Regions from separate parts of the Homo sapiens genome. Here region 2 is linked to region 1. Evidence: read pairs that join two places in POLR2A ChIA-PET (ENCODE). Cell type or tissue: GM12878. All regions are shown on one strand. Each heading gives the region's core, and the rest is flanking DNA. Links, peaks and the distances in the headings are about the cores only.

What was found. Peaks named below come from ENCODE experiments on the same cell type or tissue, not always from the same donor. Only the 100,000 strongest peaks of a DNase experiment are listed, where the experiment ranks them.
Region 2: POLR2A ChIA-PET joins it to region 1 with 9 read pairs; 12 of 35 experiments call an interaction of 5 or more read pairs at or near these places.

The regions. Positions count from the first base shown.
Region 1 is chr1:19,476,063-19,478,562 of GRCh38, reverse strand. The region is part of intron 1 of CAPZB (capping actin protein of muscle Z-line subunit beta); the gene reads left to right. Among named protein-coding and RNA genes, the nearest start is that of CAPZB, 8.2 kb to the left of the region's middle. RefSeq lists an enhancer at 778-877. In GM12878, for the core only: no CTCF peak of the experiment used is centred there; DNase peaks (open chromatin) are centred at 1,032 and 1,512; H3K4me3 peaks cover 2,204 bases; H3K27ac peaks cover 2,437 bases.
Region 2 is chr1:19,419,741-19,435,850 of GRCh38, reverse strand. CAPZB (capping actin protein of muscle Z-line subunit beta) reads left to right here. Exons shown (of 9, transcript NM_004930.5): 2 at 16,101-16,110. It also overlaps the pseudogene RN7SL277P. Among named protein-coding and RNA genes, the nearest start is that of CAPZB, 58 kb to the left of the region's middle. RefSeq lists enhancers at 4,586-5,474, 15,907-16,110 and a silencer at 8,322-8,616. In GM12878, for the core only: no CTCF peak of the experiment used is centred there; no DNase peak of the experiment used is centred there.

The sequences.
Region 1 (2,500 bases), core at 1-2,500:
TGGTCACCCCACATGTTTCTGACATCTCTGGATGCTTGTGAACAGGAGCCTTTGCCTACAACTTTCTAGTGTTAGGTTTTCAGTTGTGTCGTCACGTGTCTTGTAAGGCAACAACCCTGGTGGTTGCCATTCACCTGGCACGTAGTGATGATTGTGAGGACTGAGTTTATGTGTGGAAAGTGTAGACGATGCCTGGCACGTTGTAAGTGCAGTAGGAGTGTTATCTCTTATTATTGTGGTTATTCTGTTAACATGGATGGATGATAGGTGGTGTTTCATTTAACTTCCCAACCAGCCTGGAAGGCAGGTGCTAGTTCCTTCTTCTGAGACTCCAAGATGTAGAGTCCCTTGCCCAAGGAGAGTGGTCTTAAGGGGCTCATTCTGTTTAAACACCAGACTGCTGAAAACAGCAGCCCAGGGTTTCTGGTCTCAAGAGCTCTTACCACATTGCAGCTTGGAAGCAGTTGTTACCACTGGCTCAGACCCCGCACTTCTCCACCCTCTGCTTCAATTGCTCTGTGCAGCTTCCTCTTCTAGTGCTGAACTCAGCATGATGCTCCTGAGTTAGGCTCGGTATCTTATTTAACAGTGTTTGGGCTTGCTGTCTCAGAGCCCTAGTAAGTGGATTCAGGCATCGTATTTACCAAGTGAAGTACTTTAACTTAAAATAGAAAGTTAAACCAGGTGCTGTGGTGTGTGTCAGTGGTCCCAGCTACTCAGGAGGCTGAGGTGGGAGGATCGCTTGGGCCCAGGAGTTCAAGGCCAACCTGGGCAACATAGTAAGACCCCATCTTTCTTTCAAAAAAAGTTATGAAAAGATGCTTTTGCATTGCACCCTATCTGCTGGAGCTTCCAATTAGAATTGAGCCAGTGGCATTTTCCGGTGGTACCGGTGCCCTTTTCCCTTCTCAGTTGCAGCAGTGATTGGCAGGTAGAGTGTTGCTGCTGAAGGCTTCTCCGTCGTGAGGCTTTGACCCTGATGGGCTGTCGTTGGTTTCACATGAGTGGGCTCCCTGCGTTGCAGTTTTGTGCTCAGAAACTGGAAGGAGGAGCCTTAATCCACCACATCCTTCTGGTGTGAAAAGTCTTGAGACACTGAGGAACTCAGACTCCAAAAGAGCAGCGGCCAGGCTTGGCTGTTAGTTCCTCTGCTGAGAATTTCCAATGTGAGCTGTTGTCATGTCCTCAGTGTATACCCTCCAGACACCTTCTATCCTGAAATCTCTTTTGGGCACAGGGTGGTGTGGACCCCTGGTTGTCCTGAGATTTGAGACCTTGTTCAGGCAGAGAGGATGGGCTGGGGTGTGGTTAAGCAGAGTCCATTCTTGGTCTTGAGGAGTGCACTCATGGCACAGGCATCAGGGGATGCCATGAAATGAAGGATACCTTCAGTCTGTAGGCTGGTATTGAGTGTTCACTCACAGAGTGGCCCCTTCCTTCTGCCAGTATTTACCGGATGCCCACAGTCATTGTCTGTAATTCTCTCAACACCAACCCTGTGAGGTCTGTTTCCTCATTTTGCAGATAAGGAAACCGGAGCTCAGAGAGGTGTAGTAACTTGCTGAAGGGCCCCCAGCTAGTTAATGGCAGTTGCCATGGAGGTCCAGGTCCACCGCACTCAGCGCATGCTGATGGAATTCCCCTCTCCTGCCTCTCTGGCACCAGCCCATGGGGATGTTTATTTTATAGATGAGGAAACTGGGGCCGAGAGGTTCCCCTGTACGTCTAGCCACAGTGGCTGAAGAGGTCTGGGTTTTGTTTAGGAGGTTTTTTTGGTTCCACTTGTTGAAATGCAAGGAGATGGAACTTTGTGAACTGCAATCTGTTTTCCAAAAGATAGCCACTCAGCTGAAAGGGCGAGATAGTCTTAGCCTAGCGTCGGCCACTGTGTGGCTTGGCCTACTGGACAGGACGGTTCTTTGTGCAGTAGTGTCAGTGTCCCTGGCTCTTCCTGCCTGTGACGTGAGTGGCAGCAGCACATCTTAATCATTGCGACAGCCCTCCATGGGGACTATTGGGTGACAAAGCCTTGCAGGATCCTTTGGCTTTTTCCTATGAAGCCCCATCCCAGCCCTGGTCACCATATACAGTGTAAGATGCAGGGATTCTGAGAGGAAAGACAAAATTGGCCTGTTTGATTGATTGATTGAGACAGGGTCTCATTCTGTTGCCCAGGCTGGAGTGCATGGTTCCATCTTGGCTCACTGTAGCCTCAGCCTCCTCGGCTCAAGCAGTCCTCCCCCTTCAGCCTCTCATGCAGCTGGGATAACAGGCATGTGCCACAGTGCCTGCCAGCTGGGATAACAGGCATGTGCCACAGTGCCTGCCTGCCTGCCTATCTATCTATCTATCTATCTATCTATCTATCTATCTATCTATCTATCTATCTATCTACTTATTTTTTAGAGACAGAGTCTTACTTTGTTGCCCAGGCTGGTCTCGAACTTGTGGGCTCAAGGGATCCTCCCGCCTTGACCTTCTAAAATGCTGAGATTATGGG
Region 2 (16,110 bases), core at 11,901-14,400, 55 kb after region 1:
ACAAAGAGATGGCAGTGGTTCTTAGCACAGGTGGCCCAGCTGCTGGGCTCTGTGGAGTATTGAGTAGGCACACAGGTTCTGGGGTCAGATGCACCTGCCTTTGAACCCCAGCTCTGCCATCCATTTAAATGTGTAAGCTCACCACTCTCTCCGTACCTCAGTTTCTGCATCTGAGACTGATACTGGCACTTAACTCCTTGGTTCATTTTTAAGATTACATGAGATATTGGCATATAAAGCACTTAGAAGAATGGCTTAATAAGTTTTAGCTATTACTATTATAGCTGTGTTTTAAGCCCTAAGTCAGCGCCTGCCGTGCACTACCTGCTTAGTGAAAGTTGTTAGTAGCAGTTGGTTGTTGTGCTGTGTTTGGCAGAGCCTGCTTTAGGTGGTGGTGAGAGTCAGTAATACTGTCCAGGGCTGGGCTTAGTTCCTAGTTATCAAAAAGCTATTTTGGAACTGGAACTTGTTGCTTCCCTTTCTTTAATTCTTTTTGCTCATGGAAGGATGTTAAGCTCCTTCCTCAGCCAGCTTTCTTCTTGAGACATAACACTCAGCGTTTGATTGGGGATGGAAAGAAAGGTTTTGAGCTTGCGAAATATGTCTTGTTGGCAAGATGTTCACCAGCTCTCAGGAAACTTGTCTGTTGATGGAGGAATAATGTTTCCACTAGTAAAGATCATTTTGGCTTACCCAAAAGAACCAAAAAGGAGCGGCCTTGACTGATTTGATTTTCAGGCCCCATGTTCCGGGGCTACCCACTCTCATGCCTTTAGGGAATGTTAACTTACATAAGTGAGAGTGTGCGTGTATATGTTTAATTCCATATTATAATGAGTGTGTTTTTTTTTTTCCTTTGAGACAGAAAGGAAAAAAAAAACTTTTTGACTGACTTGATTATCAGGCCCCTTGTTCTGTGGCTACCCACTCTCCTGCCTTTTGGGTGTTTTGTCCCCCAGGCTGGAGTGCAGTGGCACAATCGTGGCTCACTGCAGCCACGACCTCCCAGGCTCAATCTGTCCTCCCACCTCAGCCTCCCAAATAGCTGGGACTACAGGCATGCCCAGTTAATTTTTGTATTTTTTGTAGAGACGGGGTTTTACCGTGTTGCCCAAGCTGGTTTGAACTCCTAGGCTCAAGTGATCCTCCCATTTCGGCCTCCCAAAGTGCTGGGGTTCCAGGCATGAGCCACTGCGTTGGCTAGAAACATTATAATCTTATGTTTTCTGAAATGAAGTTCTGTATAAGAAGATGGTGATAATACCTGTTTTGTATTTTTTTAACCCTTAAAAAAAAAAAAGGCTTACTCTGTTGGTCAGGTTGGTCTCAAACTCCTGGCCTCAAGCTGTCCTCTTGCCTCAGCTTCCCAAAGTGCTAGGATTATAGATGTGAGCCACCATGCCCAGCCAATGCCTGTTTTTGTTTTTTTTTTATTTAATTGAATATTTGTTGTTTTAGGAACTATGCTACTTTCTTTACACATATTTTGTGATATTGTTCTCAAAATAACCCTGTAAGATAGGTTTGATTATTATTGCCGCTAAACAGATGAAGGAATCGAGGCTCAGAGAGGTGAAGGAATTATTCAGACCTTAATTGCTAGGAAATGGCGAGTATGGGCTTTGAACTCTTGTCTGTCTTACTTCCAAGGTCTTTCTGCCAGCTGCAGACCTTCAAGGACTCTGTCTTTGGTCTGGAAAATCGAAGCCCAAAGGATGTCATGTTTCAGGCATCTCCCTACCCAGTGGGTCCTGACATTAATTGGAAGAGGGCAACGTTATGACAGGTCTTGGGTTAAGTTTGCAAAGGTATCATGGGTGGGTAGAGTGTTGCATTGTACATTTCTGTCACTAAAATATGTTTAAAACTTTGGTGATCTATTTAGGGGAGCCAGAGGGCCAGTTGTTGCAGAATTCTGTTGTGCTCTGCAGTGCTGGGCCCATGGTGTCAGTGTAGAGCGTGGTGCTGTAATAGAGTTACCCTTGAGCTGGATGGGGAAGGCCGACAGGGACAAATAGAGATTTGATAGAGTCTTCCATATTGAGTCACACACAGGCATCTGAAATTGGAGCCCAAGAGCCCAGGGAAGAAATAGCCCAAGTGGTTTGTTGGATCAATAAGCACTGTGTTCTTTTCCTCAAGCTTCCTTTTGGACATAAGTCAAAAAAGCAGCACCACCCCCTTCTAGATAAAATATTTGGATTGATGGAGCCTTCGTTTTTTCCAGATCCTTTAAACCTTTTTGCTTTCCCATCCAGACATGCCCGTTTGTGCTGTTTGCAGGTTGGACTGAAGCTTCTCCCCGATGTCTTTGGAAGCCATGTGCAGGGTTTTGTTGGAGTAAACCTGTGTCCAAATATTATAGATTTCATCTAGGCCATCTTATAAATCTGTTTGGTTTATGTGAATTGGCTGCTTCTGCTATGAAAAAAGGAGTTTACTTTTCTTAGCCTTCGTCAGTGAACACGTGGTCGACATTTTTCTGAATTGTTTTTTCTTTTAACTGTTATTTGGAAGACAGGAGCACCCTGCTTTACTCAGCTTCCACTTTTGTGAAAGGCTTCTTGAATTTCTCGTGCCATTGAGTGGGAAATGGACAACATGTACGGCATCCCTTGAAGACGTCTCAGGATTGCCCATAATTATGTGTCTAACTGCCAGTTGACAAAGTGCAGGGATTAGTCGCTTGTTACATGAAACCAGCCAGGATCATGTGGAGGCAGCAGCTGTAGACATCTGTGAAACATTAATGATCAGACACAAGGTGATGGCGCCTTGCAGATCTTCTCAAGGGGTCCAGGAAACCGTCAACCAGAGAAACTGTGTGGGAGAGGCTTTCTTGTTTTCGACAAATCCACCTGCCAGGGATAGTGTTTGTGAGAATACCGTCTGTAATCCACGGTGACAGATTTCAGAATTTGGTAGTAGATGACATTGTCCATAATTTGTTCATCCCGGGAGAAGAGACTCATTGCCCCTATCTGATTTTGTGAGCTTGCAAGTTGTTCCCTACAAGTCGTTAGAAATTAATTTTATTTCATTGGGAGTGTTTAACATTCTTTGGAGAATGTTTGGGCATGGGAGGGGACCTGTGTTATGTCCTTCTGTGTCATTCAGTGCTCTGGGGCAAGTCACCTAACCCTTCAGGGCCTCATTTTACTTATCTGTGAAACTGGGGTACCCAAGAGCCACCTCCTGCAGCTGTTGTGAGGCTCTCCTGAAACCCACAGGGTGCAGCGCCTGGCCCATGCCGGGCCACCCTTAGCAGTTGTTAGTTTCCTTCCCTTTTGCGTTTGAAATTGGTTTGCCTTTTGGATACCTAGTATTCTTAATAAAGATCAATTCACTTAAAAATAAAAATAAAATTATCTGGACAATATATAAGTATTCTTTTTTTCAAATTTTTTTTGAGAGAGGGTCTCACCTTATCACCCAGGCTGGAGTGCGGTGGTGCTATCTCAGCTCACTGCAAACTCGGCCACCTAGGTTCAAGTGATTCTCATACCTCAGCCTCCTGGGTAGCTAGGACTACAGGCATACACCACCACGCCTGGCTAATTTTTGTATTTTGGATGGAGATGGGGTTTTGCCATGTTCTCCAGGCTAGTCTTGAACTCCTGGCCTCAATGATCTGCCTACCTCGACCTCCCAAAGTGCTGGGATTACAAATGTGAGCCAGTGTGCCCAGTCTGGACAATATATAAATATTCTTAATACTGCCATTGTTAATGCTAATAATGTAGAATTTTATTCAAAAGAGTCAAAGCGTATTTTCTTTTTTTTTCTTTTTTTTTTTTTTTTTTTTTTTGAGACAGGATCTCATTCTGTTATGCAGACTGGGCAGCCTCAACCTCAGGTGATCTTTCCGCCCCAGCCTCCCGAGTAGCTGGGACTACAGGCATGCACCACCACACCTGGCTAATTTAAAAAGTTTTTTGTAGAGACGGGGTCTCGCTGTGTTTCCCAGGCTGGTCTTGAACTACTGGGGTCAAGTGATCTGCCTACCTCTGCCTCCCAAAGTGCTAGGATTACAGGTGTAAGCCATTGCTTGCAGCCCGAAGTAGTATTTTCTTGGATAAAATCAACTGTATTCTTTTTTTTTATTTTTTATTTTTTATTTTTTATTTTTTGAGACGGAGTCTCACTCTGTCACCCAGGCTGGTGTGCAGTGGTGCAATCTCGGCTCACTGCAAGCTCCGCCTCCTGGGTTCACGCCATTCTCCTGCCTCAGCCTCCCAAGTAGCTGGGACTACAGGCGCCCGCCACCACGCCCAGCTGATTTTTTGTATTTTTAGTAGAGACGGGGTTTCACCGTGTTAGCCAGGATGGTCTTGATCTGCTGACCTCGGCCAGATGGTCTTGATCTCCTGATCTCCACCCACCTTGGCCTCCCAAAGTGCTGGGATTACAGGCATGAGCCACCGTGCCCGGCCCAAAATCAACTCTATTCTTAAATTTTGACTGATGATTAAACTACAGGTTTCTTATCCGAAATGCTTGGGACCAGAAGCATTTTGGATTTGAGACTTCTTTGGATTCTTTTCAGATTTTGAATATTTGCAGAACTTACTGGTTGACCATTCCTAATCCGAAAGTCTGATATGCTCGTTGGAGCCTCATGTCTTCGCTCAAAAAGTTTGGGATTTGGATTTTTGGGTTAGGGCTGTTCAACCTGTATAAGCAGAAGCGCTAAACTGTGTACTAAAGAGATTTGTTTTCTGGTCATGGTTCATTTGCCATTATGTGATGTCTCATTTGTTATGGGTCAGTCCAGGCCTCAATTTTCCACCGTTTATATGGTTTCTAGGGTCCCCTTTAGTGTAACATCCCTGTTGATTCTGTGTTTTAAAGTTGGACAGGTGGAGGGGTATGCACACCCAAGAGAAAATGCTCCAGCTCACTCAGTTGGCCAGCAGAGCCAAGCACAGTGCCTGAGAAACGTGGCGGAGAGCCATCCTGAGCAATGAGTTTGTTGGTTGTCATGTGACCCAGGGTTTTTCTGTGCATCAGGTTAGCCCATTGTATATGTTGTAAAAAGCAGGCAGTGCTTGCCTTTAGGTAGAGCTGCTTGGAAGCTTCAGTGCACGGCTCAGGGATCAGCAAGCTCTCTGAGGTGCGGGTGCAGGTGCGGGTGCGGGTGGGCGGCCGCCAGCTGTGTGCTAGGAGTGACTAAAGTTGGTGGGTGCAGGGGTAAGAGATATATGCCTTAAAGGGGAAATAGAAGAGCAGCAGAATAAACCCCTGCATACTCTTCCTTGCTGGGCAGCGACTCTGCTTTGCCAATTAAAATGTGCTTGTACAGCCACCCTCCTCTGGCACTCTGGATGGCTAACTCCTTTTGGAGAATTTTTGTCATTTCGCCAGGTTCACCAGGTAAGCTTTGATCTCTGCAAAGGAACTGTTCTGTGTTCAGCAATTAGAGGTTTTGGAGTGTAAACAGTGAATTGGTTATCCAAAAAAACTACAGTGGAAGTATAGCTCCGACTCCTGAGTATGACTCATTTCGGATATTTCACTTCCTGGAGGGATGTGTAAGGGAAAGATCAACTGATGGCTGTTGTAGAGTTTGACACAGAGCCTGTGTGTAGTGTGTAGGTTGCTAAGTTTTCCTCTGGAATAAATATGCCAGGGAGAGGCGCGTGGAAATTTTCCTTGCCAGGGAGGGTGTCAGGGTAGTTTGGGGACTCTGCTAGTGCTGCCACAGTTGTCTGGTTTCGATGGCCTCAGATGGGGTTGGGAGCACCAGTAAATAGGGAGAAGGTTCAAATAGATGAGATGGTGGAAATATTTCTTGATGCTGTCCTGGGCTGGGGAAATGGAGCAGAGGGCTTCAGAAAGCAAGCTGCATGAGGGAGTTACTAGAGTGCAGGAAAACAAAGGGAAGGTGATCTTCCATGGACACATGTGGAATTCCTTCAGCTCTCACTGTCCCTGCCTCTCTTCTCCTTGTGGCTTTAGGGAAGCCATGTGCTCCGTCGTACTCAGGGCAGGGGCGGTTGTGTGGAGTGAGTGCTGTGCAAGCCTGCCCTCCTTTGTGGGTGCTTAATGACTTGGAAACTGACATAACACTCCGCCTACCTTTCTAGAGACTCCTGGCAGCCTGAATGGAAAACCTGTGTCAAGTGAGGGAAAAATCCAGGCAGAAAGGACCCTCTAGCACCTAAAAAATGTTATGTAAAAGTCCTGGCAGATAAGCCATGTGCTTTACTCTCTGGGAGAGTTCCTACCCTTTATGGAGGATGCTCTGTGGGCGGTGCCCTTATGGCCCAGACGTGGTACCTCATTCCCAGTGGCCCGTGAGGTAGACAGTACCGTCGGACCCAGGTTTTAAAGAAGACTGAGGTTCCAAGGGATGAGGTGGTGACTTGCTTATGCAGGTTGTATGGGAAAGTAGGAATTATTAGTATATCGTATCTCTGCCTTTAGAGTCTTGAACTTCTTCAAGAAAAGGAAGAAGTAATCTTCATATAGTGTCAAGGTACTTACAAACTATTTGTGGGCTGTGACTCTGGACCCCAAGTTATCAACCTGATTTATTCCTTCTCTCAGAGTTTCTTTTTTTTTTTTGTTTGAAATGAGAGCAGATTTCTAATTTTCTGGGTTCTCAACCTCATAGCAGATTAGAAGCAACATATTAGTTGAGGAAGTGTAGCTGACAGCCTGGCAGAAGAAGCAGATAAATGTAAAAAGCAGACACAGGGTGCTGTTCCAAGAGTGGCTACTCATACACTGTCCTTAGGCTAATGAGAAATGGTTTAGCTGTGTTCATTGCATTGTCCTGTGATCATTTGCATTGTGTAAAAATGTAGAGCAGGTAATACATTTTAGAGAGATTGCTGTCTTCTAGAATTTTTTTAAAAAGTTGATACCTTGATGACCTGGACAAATCACTGGGAGGACCAGTCCTCGAAAATAATGGGGTAGCTGGGATGCTGGGCGTTGAATGTAGGAGGATGGTGTAGTTCTTTCCTGCTTTTTTTTTCTGGCTGTCCTCTACCTTAGGTCACAGCTCCTTGAGGGTGAGAATCTCATCTCACTGTTCGGTTGTGTCTGCCAGTCACTTACACAGTCCCTGGATGAAAGACTCACGGGGGAGAAGGGCTCGGGGCAGAGCCAGGCCTCAAAACACGAAGAAGATCCAGGTTTAGGTGCGGATTTTGCCTCTATCTGTGCAACCTGGCAAAACTTGCGCTGGACCTCATTATGCATCGTCAAATGAAGGAGCAGGACTCAGATGAAATTGAGATGTCAGTCCAGATCTAATTTCTGTGATCCCAACAGAATTTTTTTAAAGGAGAGACTTGTTTATAAAAGAAAAAAGAGAGAGACACATAAAGCAGTTATGTTTTCACGGTAATCCAAATGACCTTAACATAGCCACTGAATTGTTCACTTTAAAATGGCTTATTTTTCTTTTTCTTTTTTTTTTTGGCAGGTGGGGGGAGGGTGTGGGACAGTCTCACTCTGTCACCCAGGCTGGAGTGCAGTGGCATGATCTCAGCTCACTGCAACCTTCGCCTTCCAGTTTCAAGTGATTCTCCTGCCTCAGCCTCCCGTGTAGCTGGGATTACAGGCATCTGCCACCACGCCCTGCTAATTTTTGTATTTTTAGTAGAGGTGGGGTTTCACCATGTTGGCCATGCTGGTCTTGAACTCCTGACCTCAAGTGATCCACCCGCCTCCACCTCCCAAAGTGCTGGGATTACAGGCGTGAGCCACTATGTCCAGCCCTAAAATGGTTACATTTTATTCCTCAGATGAGATAGGAGTTTATTTCTCATATAACAACAGGTCACCCATTCTGGCTGGTGGGTCATCCACAGAGCCAGCCTCTTCCTTCATGTTGCCCTGCCATCTCCCAGGGTTTTGTGTTTGTCTCTATGGTCAGAGTAGGACTAGAATGGTTACTTTTATGTTGCATGGTTTTTAAAAAACAAAACAAACAAAAAAACCTCAATTTAAAAAGATGACATTGACTTGGCTATGATGGTAGACAGCAGACCCCAAAAGGTTGAAGAAGGCTTGGTCCGCCAAGTGGACTTCTGTCGTGGCTGTGATTCCCTTGACAGCGAGGGTATTGGATTTTCCCATGGGAACAGAAAGTCATCCAAGGAGTATTCGTGTGTTTGTGGTTGAGGCATCTCCCTCCTGCACAGCTATTGTCACATCCCAGAGGACACTCAGGCAGTGGAGGAAGCACTTTTCTTTTTATTAATCCAAAATGTGCAGTTTTCCAGAGTGACCTAAAGATGAGTGGTCGGCTGGGCCGGCCCAGGATTCCTTCTCCAAATCGCCCCCAGCACAAACTGTTCCCGGGCCACATGGCAGAAAACAGATTCGACGTTTAAACAAAGTTGCTTATTGGGTCACGGATTATACAAGACAAACCATGGTTAAGTGAGACTCCATAAATTTGTGGTAAGTCATTCTGGGCGCCAGCAGAGTTTACCTTTGTGCTGTCTATGAAGTTATTTGCTAAGCCTCTCGGGAATGTAAACGAGTGAAGGTCTTGATGAACTTAAGAACAAACTCTGAAGGCCTTGAAGCTTTGGTTGGTTGTTTATGTACAGACAGATGCTGTTAAGCACAAATCTGCCTTAACCAGCCACTACAGCAGGCCAAGCAGGACCTCTGCTTGCAAGCATTAGCAATTTGAGTTACTGCCTGTGCCTGTCTTTGAAATTAAAAACAGTGGGTTTTAAAAGCACACACAAAACGTACACACTCCGGTGAGGCTGTGGCACCATCCTCTAGCAGTTGGCCCCAGCTAGGAAACGTAGTCATCTCAGGCTCCTTGGGCTTCTTCCCATTTCCAGTAACTGACCTCGTCCTATCTGTTGTGACCTTAAAGTCTTTGGCTCTCCTCCTCTCTGGCCATCCAGCCAGAGACCTGGTTGCTGTAGAGGCTCCTCTGCTAGCTCTTCTGTCCCCAGTTTCGTCTCTGGTCAGGCTGTCTCCCCAAGGTCACCAGACAAATCCTTCTGTGTCATTTACTGTTGCTGTCTAACAAAACCATCCCGAAACCTAGTGACTTAAAGGAACAATTCATTTCATTGTCTCTGATGGTTTCTGTGGGTCAGGAGTTCAGGAGGGCCTTGGCTGGGTGGTTCTGGCTTGGGGTCTCATACTATTGCAGTCAGATAGCTGAAGCTGGAACAGTGGGAGCCTGGAGCACCTGGGGGCTCAGTGGGCCTCCCTCTGTCCATGGAGTCTCAGGAAGTCTTCTGCACAGGGTGGCCTCGGGGCAGTTGAGTGGGCTCCAGGCCTGTGTGTTTAGCAGGCAGGGAGAAGCCGCGTTGTCTCTTGTGGGCTCACAAGTCATAGGGCATCATTTGTGCTGGGCTCTGATGATAAAAAGTTACAAAAGCTCCTCCGGTTCCAAGGCGGAGGGGACACAGCCCCCCCCCGCCCCACCACAAGTGGGAGGAGTGTCACAGTCACGCTGCAAGAGGAGCATGTGGGATGGGACTGCTTGTTATGGTCATTTTTGGAAAATATAATCTGCTTCGCCTTCTAAGTCACAACAGCAGTCGTCATTCCCCTGTGGAAAAATCTCTAGGGGCTCCAAAACCTTCACAGAAAAGTGGATTTTAAAGAATGTGGCACAGATGCCTTACCTATAAACTGGACAGGAGCAAAAAACTGCGGGGAGAAGTGAGATTCTGAGCCTAGCTCCTCGGGCCAGCATAGCTGCCCCCTGAGTAGTTTGGGTGTGATCTGGCTCTTGTGACAAGGCCCCAGTCACCTCCCCAGGCCATGCCCCATGGTTCCCCACCTCCTCCTCCACGCACCTGGCTCACCTCTCCTTAGCCTGCTGCACCTGCTGCCTGGAAAGGCACACCTGCTTATCCAGGGCTAACCTGCTCCTGTGGCCCCATTCTGAGACATCTTCTGGGGCTCCCTGCCCTACTTAGTGGGCACCTGTACTCTGACATTGACATTGTTGTAGATGGTGTGTTTACTCTACCAAACTTGGAGTGTAGGTACTGGTTACATCTCACTTGATGGTTTCCAAATCAGACTTTGCCCTGGAGTTTGCCTAGTAGGCCAAGTTTTCCTGTATGCAGATGATTTCATAATACCGTCGGATGTCTGAACACTGTAGCAGATATTTAGATGGTGGGGTTTTATTTGACTGATTTCTTATTCTGAAAAATTGTTTTAGTCCGTATTAATGGTGGTTTTATTTATTGCAGGGTGATTTAAGCAATTTTATGCTTTTTCTTTAAATCATGTGAAAACAGGAGGTGAAATATTTCTTATCTCAGTTTATATACCAAAATAAGAAAATAACACAAAAAACCCCCTAAACCTACCCCTTGGAGCCTTGCCAGCTTAAAATGGGGTAACTCCCCTCCTTATTATTTGACATCCTAACAAGGACTCTTCCTTGATTTTTTTTTTCCACACTGATTTTGACTGCACCATAAGCTCCATGAGGAGCAGAGACTTTTATGTTCACCACTCAGCATCAGAAACAGTGCTTGTTACCTAGGAAACACTCACATAATGATCAGATGATTAATTGAATGGACAGAGAATTCCAGAGGATAAGGAGAAATGGTCCTTCTTTTACTATTTACCTTTCCACCTGGAACACACCATTGGGTGGTGGAACTGGTGAAGCTCATTGTATGAAGGAGGTGCCTGGACCAGTCAGAGTTTTGAAGGAGCTGGCCTGTGGAGAGCTCTTAGCCACCAGGTGACAGTTTACTTCCCCTGACTGGCCTTCTGTTTATTTTGTAGCCATGTGAGGGAGGGAAGTCCTAGGAAAATAATTGACACAAAGAAGTACAAATCAGTGTATTGTGAACTGTGCCTTGTCTCTTTGTACCTTCTCTGTCTCATCATTGTACACACCACACGACCTTGTGGTTATTTGCTGTTTTATGGACAATTGGTTCCTTGAGGCTTGGGACTGGGTCTCATTTGTTGGGCCGGATTCAGGGCCTGGCCCAGGGTTGGCACTCAGTGCACAGTTGTTGAACTGTAGCCCAGTTGCTGGCCTGCAAGCGGCCAAATCCAGGATGATGGTCTTGTTTTGAAGGGTGTGGCGGTTAGGCATGTCTGCTCTCGCAGTAGGATAGAGGGCACTCCATCTAGAAGGAGTCTTAGAGTTCATCTGGGCCAAATCCCAGGCCACGAGGTTAAGTGAGCAGTCCAAAGCACACAGACGTCTAGTGACAGGGCATACCTTGGACCCTGGACTCCTGAGTCCTAAGCCCTCTCTTTACTTGCTCTTCCTTGTATTTTTTGACCTGCTCCGTTTCTGTCCTGGGCCGGTTCACCCCTCCTTAGGCAACCTGGTGGTTCCCTGCTCCCAGGAAGTCACCATATTGATGCCAAACTTAGTGCGGACACCTGATGGGCATAGCACACTACAACCCAGAACTCCTGGGCTTGAACGATCCTCCTGCCTCAGCTTCCCGAGTAGCCGGAACTACAGGCACGCACCACCACTCCCTGCATACTTGTAGTTTTTTCTATTACCTTTAAAAAAAGTTTAGATATCTGATAATCATAACTTAAGCATCACGTTGATGATGAATACCCTTGAACCTGCCATTCCATGTGAGACCTAGACAGTATAGCTTTCATCTTCCCCTCATGGCTTCCCTAGAACTGCTCTTCTACTCTTCTTAAATGTTGTATTTATCATACCTTTGTCTTGGCTTAAAGAAAAAAAAAAGCCTTGTTATATTAGTCTAAAACACGTGTCTAAATAATAAGAGTGTTCATGGCCAGGTGCAGTGGCTCACGCCTGCAAACCCAGCACTTTGGGAGGCTGAGGCAGATGGATCGCTTGAGCTCAGGACTTTGAGACCAGCCTGGGCAACATAGCAAAACCCCATCTCTACAAAAAATAGAAAAATTGGCTGGGCATGGTGGCTCATGCCTGTAATCCCAGCACTTTGGGAGGCCGAGGTGGGCGGATCGCTTGAGGTCAAGCGTTTGAGACCATCCTGGGCAGCATGGTGAAACCCCATCTCTACCAAACTACAAAAAATTAGCCAGGCATGGTGGCCCCCCAGCTACTTGGAGGGCTGAGGTGGGAGGATGGCTTGAGCCTGGGAGGTGGAGGCTACAGTGAGCCGACATTGTGCTACTATACTCCAGCCTGGGTAACAAAGTGAGACCCTGTCTCAAGAAAAACAAAAATTAACCAGGCATGGTGGTGTGTGCCTGTAATCCAAGCTACTTAGGAGGCTGAGATGGGAGGATAGCTTGAGCCCAGGAGACAGAGGTTGCAGTGAGCTGAGCTTGTGCCACTACAGTCCAGCCTGGGCGACAGAGTGAGAGCCTATCTTTAAAAAAAAAAAAAAAAAAAAAAAAAGAATGTTCACTATTGCTTGTTATTGAGCTTTATATAAAAGTGACAGCATCCTAGGGAGGCCCCTGGGACTAGCCCCCTCCCTCTGTCCCCATCGTTCCATTTCCTGGGTCACTTACGTTGTTGCTTGTAGCTGAAGGTCATCCACATCTGCTTCATTCTCCGGTACCGTTTCCTGTTTGGACCCCTTAGGGTTTGGGATGACTCCCAAGCAAATGGCTCCAGTTAACTCTAATTTTAACGTCTTAAAAGCTGTCATTAAGCTTTCCCATGTTGCTTCACTTATGGGAAGCATTTAGTCATTTCCTCATTGAATGATAGTTAAACATCCTTAACCTTAGAAATTTGTAGTGAAACATTTCCAATTAAGATTAATTGGGATTAATGCAAAATATGAGTCAGATCCTTTTGTAGTAGTATTCTAGTGCTGTCAACTAGATACAGGTCTACAGAGGACTGTCCGGCCCCTTGCGGGGTGGGGATGTGATCAGCATATTGGAACTGGGCTTGTGAACAGGCACCGAAGAAGGGTTAAAACAGTGTCTTTCACCTTGAGCTTCTCTGGTCAACTTAGGTCTTTTCCTAGATAACACTGCTCAGTTTTCTAGTTAATCCCTTCTGTGTTCTGTCTGGATCACCGTTTCAAATTAGACAGGCTTACTTATATCTTAATTTGCTTTTCATTTATAAGGAGGATTGCTAATATCTAGTTGAGATACTTTCTGAAGACCAGAAATTTTTAGGGGTTATGTGTGGGTTTGTTGTTGTTGTTGTTGTTGTTGTTGTTGTTTTTGAGATGGAGTCTCGCTCTGTCGCCCAGGCTGGAGTGATCTGGGCTCACTGCAAGCTCTGCCTCCCGGGTTCATGCCATTCTCCTGCCTCAGCCTCCCGAGTTGCTGGAACTACAGGCGCCCGCCACCACGCCCGGCTAATTTTTTTGTATTTTTAGTAGAGACGGGGATTCACCACGTTAGCCAGGATGGTCTCAATCTCCTGACCTCATGATCCGCCCGCCTTGGCCTCCCAAAGTGTATGTGTGGTCTTTAAATTAGAATTATATATAAAACGTTTGCCTGCATGTGCAGTCTTCCTGAGGGGGACTTTATTGTCAATCAGATTCTGGGAATCTGCAGCCCCCAAACCAATTATTTTTCGCCCAGGGCTTCTCAGCCTTAACTCTATTAACGTTTGGGCCGGGTGATTCTTTGTTGTGGGGAGGCTGTGTATCGCGTTTTGGGATGTTTAGAAGCATCCCTGGCCCCTACCCATTAGATGTCAGTAGTTTCTTCTCTCCCAGTTGTGACAAAAATGTCTCCATACATTGCCAGATGTCTCCTGGCAGGGTTGTTGGAGGTGTGTGTGTATGTGTGTGCACGTGTGCAAAATCATCCCTAGTTGAGAAATACTAGTTTATACCTTTTAACGAGTTTGACTTGAATCATTTAGGGTTTTCTATTCTTGCTTGGCCAAGAGAATACGTAGCTTTGTATTGAGTTTGAACATTAGCTCTAGTTTAAGGGGAGCAAGAGAGAGAGAGAGAGATCCAGGGCTGGGTTGAGGGGCGGGGAGGTTGGGCAGGGGAATCATTTAAAATTTTTAAAAAGATTTAAAAGCTGTATGTTTATTTGTATGCACTCAATATCCCCAATCATTAAACACATACTACTGTGTATTAAATGTTCCACATGCATTACTAAATTATTGTCACTCTCTAAGGAAGATACTGTGTTCCCATTTTATGGATAAATAAATAGAGACTTCTAGAGATTAAGAAACCCACCCAAGGCCATAAGTTAATGAATGGCAGTATTGGGAATTGAATATGTCTCTCTAGAGTCGAATCAGCTTATCTGTGTGTTCTGCCCAAGACGTGGTGTTAAAATTTCCTCTCATGCCAGTGGGCCAAACCCATCACTGTGGCCTTGGCTGACACATGTTGGCATAGAAATGCGTGGCACAAGTAGGGAATTCATGGTTGCTGGCATTCAGCAAAACAAGTGGTAGAATTTCTGGTGTGGTGTTTTTCTTTTCTCTTTGCAGGGGAGCCAGTTCGTTGTGTGTTCCAGGATGAACTGTCACTGATAGCCATCTTGAGCAAGGGACAGGCTTTTTCTTTTCTTTCATTCTTTTTTAAAACAGCTGGCTGTATATGCCATGTCAATATCTTTTTTTAAAAAAATGAAATTGACTCTCCTTAATAATGTGTTATGTCTCTGGTGACTATGAAGTGGGTCCTTGCCCCACGGCCTACTTGTGGTTAACAGACCTGGAGTGTAAACGGTAATATTCAAAAGTTATATTTCGTTAAGGCCAAATGTGGCATTTTGAGGATTACTTTGTGTATTTTATGAGACTGTAGCTTGTTGATTTAGGCCTTCCAAAAATCCTGAAATTGGTCTGAGCAGAGCAGATTCCAGATACAAATCAGATAGTGGCTGCTTGGGTAGTGTTGGGGACTCCATCTGCCTTACTTGGAGTCACCTGTACTTCTAAGAGTTGCATACACAGGTCTTCACCCTTGTACCTGGCCCACCTTTCTCACTTTATTTCTTGTCTCATCTCCTGAGGTCTAGCCTTCTGTGTTAGAACCCACTGTGCATTGAATTTACTTTGCATTTTACCAGCCTTGCCTCCGCTCTGTTCCCTTCCTCTCCCCCTCCCTTTATTTATTTATTTTTTATATGTTTATGGTGACTGGCACATGGTGGCTCTGAGTAAATATTTGCAGCATATGTACTGTGAGGAGAGTATGGTGAAGCACAGGATGCATAGCTTTAAAAAGGTGCTTGGGCTGGGCACGATGGCTCATGCTTGTAATCCCGGCACTTTGGGAGGCCAAGGCAGTTCGACTGCTTGAGCCCAGGAGTTCAAGACCACCCTGGGCAATATGGCAAAACCCCATGTTCCCCCCCTCCCCCCCAAAAAAAACTACAAAATTAGCCAGGTGTGGTGGCATGCACCTGTGGTCCCAGCTACTTTGGAGGCTGAGGTGGGAGGATCACTTGAGCCTGGAAAGTGGGGGTTGTAGGGAGCCAAGATCATGCCACTACACTCCAGCCTGGGTGACACAGCAAGACCCTATCTTTAAAAAATGAAAAACATTTTTTAAAAGAGTGCTTGATAAACAAGAGTAATGGTTGTCTTTCCAGTCCTTGCCTCTGCAGTGACATAGTTTACTGCATTTGCAGTCCAGTTTGCTGGGTGGAGTGAGCTCTTGACTGTAGTGTGGTTCAGGTCTTAGTGTCCTAAGTTTCTATTGAATGAATGAAGCACTTTTAACCCCGTGTGCATCTTGCCACTTGTTCTTTGCCTGGCTTTTCTCCCTCCCTTGGAGCTTCTCAAGGAACCTGGCCTGGGGATGTTACCTGATGTTTACACCCAGGTTACAACAAAGGGCAAAAGTAATCCGCTACTGGAGTGTGTTCACCATGGAACCAACTGGGGGGCACGACATCTGCAGCCACCAGGGCCTGTTGAGCAGGAGCAGGGGAGCCGGTGAGGGAGCTTTCTGACGTCTCCAGCCTGCTTCCACTTCTTTCAGGGTCTTTTGGATGCCCCCACTTGAGACAGAGACTGCTGTCAAAGGGGAGCAAACAGCCTGCACAGTCGCCCCCCGCTCCAGGCTGCTGGCACACAGAGACCTGGCGGAGGGCCCACTGCGTGGCTCTTTGGGTTTTAGAATGCCTTGGGCAAGCATGCTTTTTAAAAGGAGTTTTTGATATTCCTTCTGGCAAAAATGACTGACGCACTTGTATTTCTCCCTCCACAGAGTGATCAGC